Regions from separate parts of the Homo sapiens genome. Here region 1 is linked to region 2. Evidence: chromatin loops called from intact Hi-C (ENCODE). Cell type or tissue: HepG2. All regions are shown on one strand. Links, peaks and the distances in the headings refer to the core of each region. The heading gives the core; the rest is flanking DNA. Region 1 has its middle 5.3 kb from the start of TBC1D5. Region 2 has its middle 69 kb from the start of TBC1D5.

What was found. A loop is a pair of places that touch in the nucleus more often than their neighbours do. Peaks named below come from ENCODE experiments on the same cell type or tissue, not always from the same donor. Only the 100,000 strongest peaks of a DNase experiment are listed, where the experiment ranks them.
Region 1: it touches region 2 in a loop (6-fold over the local background); 2 of 110 quality-filtered maps call a loop at or near these places.

What each region holds. Positions count from the first base shown.
Region 1 is chr3:17,746,485-17,749,400 of GRCh38, reverse strand. No RefSeq gene overlaps it. Among named protein-coding and RNA genes, the nearest start is that of TBC1D5, 5.3 kb to the right of the region's middle. RefSeq lists a silencer at 1,555-1,674 and an enhancer at 2,045-2,214. In HepG2, for the core only: no CTCF peak of the experiment used is centred there; DNase peaks (open chromatin) are centred at 1,360 and 1,710; H3K4me3 peaks cover 663 bases.
Region 2 is chr3:17,809,857-17,812,772 of GRCh38, reverse strand. No RefSeq gene overlaps it. Among named protein-coding and RNA genes, the nearest start is that of TBC1D5, 69 kb to the right of the region's middle. In HepG2, for the core only: a CTCF peak has its summit at 1,747; no DNase peak of the experiment used is centred there; H3K27me3 peaks cover 579 bases.

The DNA.
Region 1 (2,916 bases), core at 288-2,787, 63 kb after region 2:
GTTGAGTTCCCTCCCGCTGTTGCTCATCTCTGGAAAATCTCCCCCATTGCATATTTGCTGCTCTGCACATTGGAAACTGAGTCACCACTCTATCTGTGTTCCAGGTAGCAGGAATGGCTCTTCCATCACCTGTTAACTCATTCCCTGTATTAGATTTCAACTGTTGTAAATAGTTGAAGTGGTTTCTCTTCTCCTGGTTGACTTATGAAATGGTCTACTCTGTTGGGTTGTTACAGGTCCAGCCACACGTAAAGACTGACTAGTTCCCCTATAATCCCGATTCTCAATTATTTCAGAAGAGAAGCTGATTGGTCTCAGTTTGTTTTAGGTTATTGAAGAGAATTGATTGAGGGATAGTGGTTTTTTTTTTTGTTTTTTGTTTTTTTTTTGAGACAGAGTTTCACTCTTGTTGCCCAGGCTGGAGTGCAATGGTGCTATCTTGGCTCACCGCAACCTTCGCCTCTCGGGTTCAAGCGATTCTCCTGCCTCAGCCTCCTGAGTAGCTGGGATTACAGGCATGGCATGCGCCACCAGGCCTGGCTAATTTTGTATTTTTAGTAGAGACGGGGTTTCTCCATGTTGGTCAGGCTGGTCTCGAACTCCGGACCTCAGGTGAGCCGCCCGCCTCGGCTTCCCAAAGTGCTGGGATGATGGTTCTTGTTATGAGCTAGACAAATAACTCTGAAAGTATCTGCTCCAGAAACACAGAATGGTATGGCCGGGTGCGGTGGCTCATGCCTGTAATCCCAGCAGTTTGGAAGGCTGAGGTGGGTGGATCATGAGGTCAAGAGATTGAGACCATCCTGGCCAACATGGTGAAACCCCGTCTCTACTAAAAATACCAAAAATTAGCTGGGTGTGGTGGCAGGCACCTGTAGGTCCCAGCTACATGGGAGGCTGACGCAGGAGAACTGCTTGAACCCGGGAGGTGGAGGTTGCAGTGAGCCGAGATCGTGCCATTGCACTCCAGCCTGGGCAAAAAGAGCAAAACTCCGTCTCAAAAAAAAAAAAGAAACACAGAATGGTGTGTGGGGTATCAAAATGGCCATATTACCCCACAAAACTTTTATTGTTAGCCTCACAATATTTATCACAATATTAATCATTTTTACAGTCAAAATAACTCAAACAATCTTTCTTTTTTTTTTAATTAATTTTTTTTGAGACGAGGTCTCACTGCAGCGTGGACCTGCTGGGCTCAAGTGATCCTCCCACCTCAGTCTCCCAAGTAGCTGGGACTTCAGGTGTGTGCCACCATGCCCAGCTAGTTTTTTGTGTGTGTTTTGTAGAGACAGGGTTTCGCCATGTTGCTCAGGCTGGTCTTGGACTCCTGAGCTCATGCAACCCGCCCACCTCAGCTTCCCAAAGTGCTGGGATTACAGGCGTGAGCCACTGTGCCTGACCTTTCTTATTTTCTTAACAGTGAAATGCTTTAGCTTGTTGTTATCTCTACCTAGGGTTAGCTGCATTTTAATAGATGGCTCTAGGAGATGAAACGTTCTTCAAAACCCAAAACCCAAAAGAATGAAAAGAATTTAGATGTCTTGATATTACTAATAACTGTGACCTGTAGCTATAGTCTGAGGATGAAAAAGGAAGTCCTAGAATGGGGTTGTGTTTCAGTTCAGGTCCTCTGAGAAGCAAATACCACAATGGGACTTACAAAATGAACTGAAACACAACCCCATTCTGGGACTTCCTTTTCATTTACATCAAAGCTTTTGGTGTACAAAAGCTTTATTGAGAGAACACCAATAAAGGGAAAAAAGCAGGAGCTGGACTTTGTGTGTGTGGGCAGAGGTGAAGACTTCAGACCACAATGCAGGTCTGTAACCTGGGAAAGCTAAGGGGAAAGGATAGAAGAGTTGTTAAGAAGAGTTTTAGACTGTGGCACAGTTCTAAGAAAGTTTTGGCCATGCCACTGGGGAATCCTTGAGCCAAAGCTGCCTGTTAGAGGAATCCTCCTTTGGCCTTCACTAATACCCCTGCCGCAATCAATCATCGAGTGGGAGTAGCCCAGGAGAAGTGTGGCCTCAGCATGAACTTGGTAGTGGATCCAGTGGGGCAGCTGCTGAGGCCGAAGGTCAACTATGTTCTTGCAGCAGGAGATCTGAGTCGGGCATTTCCATGGATGATGCAGAGGGTAGCACGCCAGCTCCACGCACAGCCCATGCTTACCACAACCCTTTCACTTCCCACTGGACAATCCCATACTGTAGGCTGTACATCTTATTATCATGTCAGTCTATGCCACCATAGCAATTTCAGGATCTAATGATGGCCAGTTTACCTGGGTGAGTTGAATGGAGTGGAGGAGAAAAGAGCCAGGAGAAGGGATGTGGATGGTGGCCTGATCACAGTAGTCCCAGGCTGAGTGTCCATATCGCCAGAGGCCTGGGAGAGAGCTGATCCTTGCCAAGAGACTTTAAGAACATTCGTGTTATTTTCTGCTTCATTTTCCGCCATGTCCCAAGACAGAGAATGCACATAGATGTCGAAGCAGAGAATCAACTAGCACACAAGCTGCTGCAAAACCAAGTGTCAAAATTTATTTTTAATTAATTAATTTATTTATTTATTTATTTATTTTGAGATGGAGTCTTGCTCTGTCACCCAGGCTGGAGTGCAGTGGCGCGATCTCAGCTCACTGCAAGCTCCACCTCTCGGGTTCATGCCATTCTCCTGCCTCAGCCTCCCAAGTAGCTGGGACTACTTGGTGCCTGCCCGCCACTATGCCCAGCTAATTTTTTTGTATTTTTAGTGGAGACAGGGTTTCACCGTGTTAGCCAGGGTGGTCTCGATCTCCCGACCTCATGATTCACCCGCCTCGGCCTCCCAAAGTGCCGGGATTACAGGCGTGAGCCACCGTGCCCAGCCCCACAATTATTTTTTTAATGCTGAAGTTAGTTCAAATTT
Region 2 (2,916 bases), core at 330-2,829:
ATAGGCACCTTGAAATGAATTTCCAAACCAAAACCTCCATTAGTATCGTTGTAAACTTATTTTTCTTCTTATGTTCTTTATTTCGATACATGGCCACATAGCAAAGAACTGAGCCCTGCTACTAACAACTAACATCAACTGGCCAGCCAAATGAATGAGCCTTCTTGGAAGTAGATCCTCCAGCCCCAGTCAAAACTGCAGAAAACCACACAACCAGCCAGCATCTTGATTGCAACTTCATGAGAGACTCTGAGCCAGAAGCATGCGGCTAAGCTGTTCCTCATCTCTAAGCCACAGGAACTGTCAGCGAACAATTTTTTTTTTTTTTTTTGAGATGGAGTTTCGCTCTTGTTGCCCAGGCTGGAGTGCAATGGCATGATCTCAGCTCACTGCAACCTCCACCTCCCGGGTTCAAGTGATTCTCCTGCCTCAGCCTCCCGAGTAGCTGGGATTACAGGCATGCACTACCACACCTGGCTAATTTTAAATTTTTAGTAGAGACGGGGTTTCTCCATGTTGGTCAGGCTGATCTCAAACTCCCAACTTCAGGTGATCTGCCCGCCTTGGCCTCCCAAAGTACTGGGATTACAGGCATGAGCCACCGCGTGTGGCCGGCTAACAAATTTTTATTGTCATTTTAAGCCATTAACTTTTGAGGTAGTTTGCTATGCAGCAGGACACTGTGATAGTGGTGAAGATGAGATGTAATATCCCTGCCCTCATGAGGCTTATAGATAACCTATGCTCTAGTCATTCCCTCATTCACCTTATCACAGTCTACCACTTCTCATCAAAAAATTGCCCAAAAAAAATCAATGGGGAGGGATTATTCAATACTTCAGCCTCACAGCTCCTTGACCTCCTCAATTCCTATGATATGGGTCTTTTCTGTTTTAGCAGCTCATTCCTGTGATCATGCTATGGTCTTGTCATGACTCATAACTGGGCCATCTATAAAATTTTCAACTCAAATATATTACTTTTTTACCACAGTGACTAGTTTTCCCACTTGGTTATTTCCCTACTCTAATGTCCTTAAGAGACTCAAGCCTAAAAAGCCTTTTTTTACCCCAATCTACTAACCCCTTCCTGATCTTGTTTCTTTCTTTACTCAAGCCAGATCCCATAGTTCATCACATTAACCGCCTTTCTGCCAATACTCTCACTTACCCTTCCATTGTGTCCCCAGACTTGGATATTTTCCCATCAATATAGCTGGAGCACACCTATGAGTGCCCCACTTATATTATTCAGCATTTGCCTCAATCCCCCAAAGACCGCTAAATACCTGTAACTCTCTTGCTGATATCTTTTAGCTGGCCATGGGTGCAGGCTTAGCCAGACCATGCAGGACAAGTCAGAAGTATTAAGGAGTTAACGCCCCTGGAAGCAGCCCTCAGCCAACAATGGATGAGACGTTATGGAAAATACCATGTTCTGCAACCACAGTTGATTCTTACCATTGATCAGAAACTCTTCTACTTGTGATGGTCCTCTGCTTCTCATTTTCCAGCCAAGGAACGCCCCCCCTCACAGGCCAGTGGGAACTCTTTTAAATTCATTTTCCTATGCTTTTCCCCTGCCTAGAAAAAAATGAAAATTAAAAAAAAAAAAGAAACAGAACAGCCTTTCTTGCCTCCTTTTTCTTACCTCTTTTCTCATCCATTTCAAGGAAAATTTGTCCCTTCTCCTACCTATCTTTCACCTGGATTCTGGATCCCATTTCCTCCCCCTGTACCACTAGAGGTCTCAAATCACCCTTGAACTGACACATGCAATGGAAATTTACCAATTGTCATAGGAACTTACTTCCTTGCAGCATTTGATGTAGTTAATGACTCTCTTCTGAAACTATTTCCTCCTTGGTTTTTATGACATTCTTCTCTTATAATTGTCCCTCTACAGCTCTGAAAACCCCCATTCAGTGTTTCCACTAATCAGACAACTCTAAACATTTCTCTTCAAAGCCCCACTTCTATCCCCATTGCTACTATGCTAGTCCAGAATGCCACCATCTCAAACTGAGTTTACTGAGTGATTCTTCTACCTGCCTTCTCTAGCCCACTTCGCCCTCCTGCCCAAATTGATTCTCTGTCAGGTCAATGCCCAGTTTAAAATCTATCAGTGAATTCTTATTCGTTGGGCCTGATGAATGACAAGGTTGGTAGCAGAGATAAGAGGTACTAAAACTGGTCCCTTCCCTCACTCAGCTCTGCATAGAAGATGTGAGATAAATTTCCACTGGGGAGTTGCTTCCTTGGAGAAATCTACCACAGTTTTGGTAGATTGAATACCACAACATTTTAAATAATCCTATCTGACTTTCTAATGCAGCAGCAACAGAATTATCCTTTTGTCCTGCTATCTTACTCCCCTCTAAGCCCTAAGCCCTGCATATCAGCTGTACCTTTCTGACACTACTACCCCAAGATTGATATTTAACATTACGCTGTTTGTGTCTTTTAAGCCTGCAAGCAGGAATCATGTGCTACACACAAACATAGGTGCAAAAATAATAATGAAAGTTTATCTTTTTCCTTTGATTTTGGCCACGAGGAATCTCAGAATTAAATTTGTTTTTCAACTTAATAACTGTCTAAAGTCCCTATCTGTAGTATCTATAAAATTTTGTTCTTATTTTCCATTTATGTCTTGTTCATAATGTATTTTCTGGATTTGCCCCCTGATGTATTAGTTCTCTATTGCTGCAAACCAGTTTACCACAAGCTTAGAAGCTTAAAACAGCATACCTTTATTATCTTTGTTTCTATGGGTAAGGATTCTGGGTACAACCTAACTGGTTTTGCTGAAGTTCTCACAAAGCTGCAATGAGACCCTGAGCCAAACCAGTTAGATGTCATCCATACAGCATTCCTTTCTGGAGCTCAAGGTCAAGTCGGCGTTGACAGAATTTGG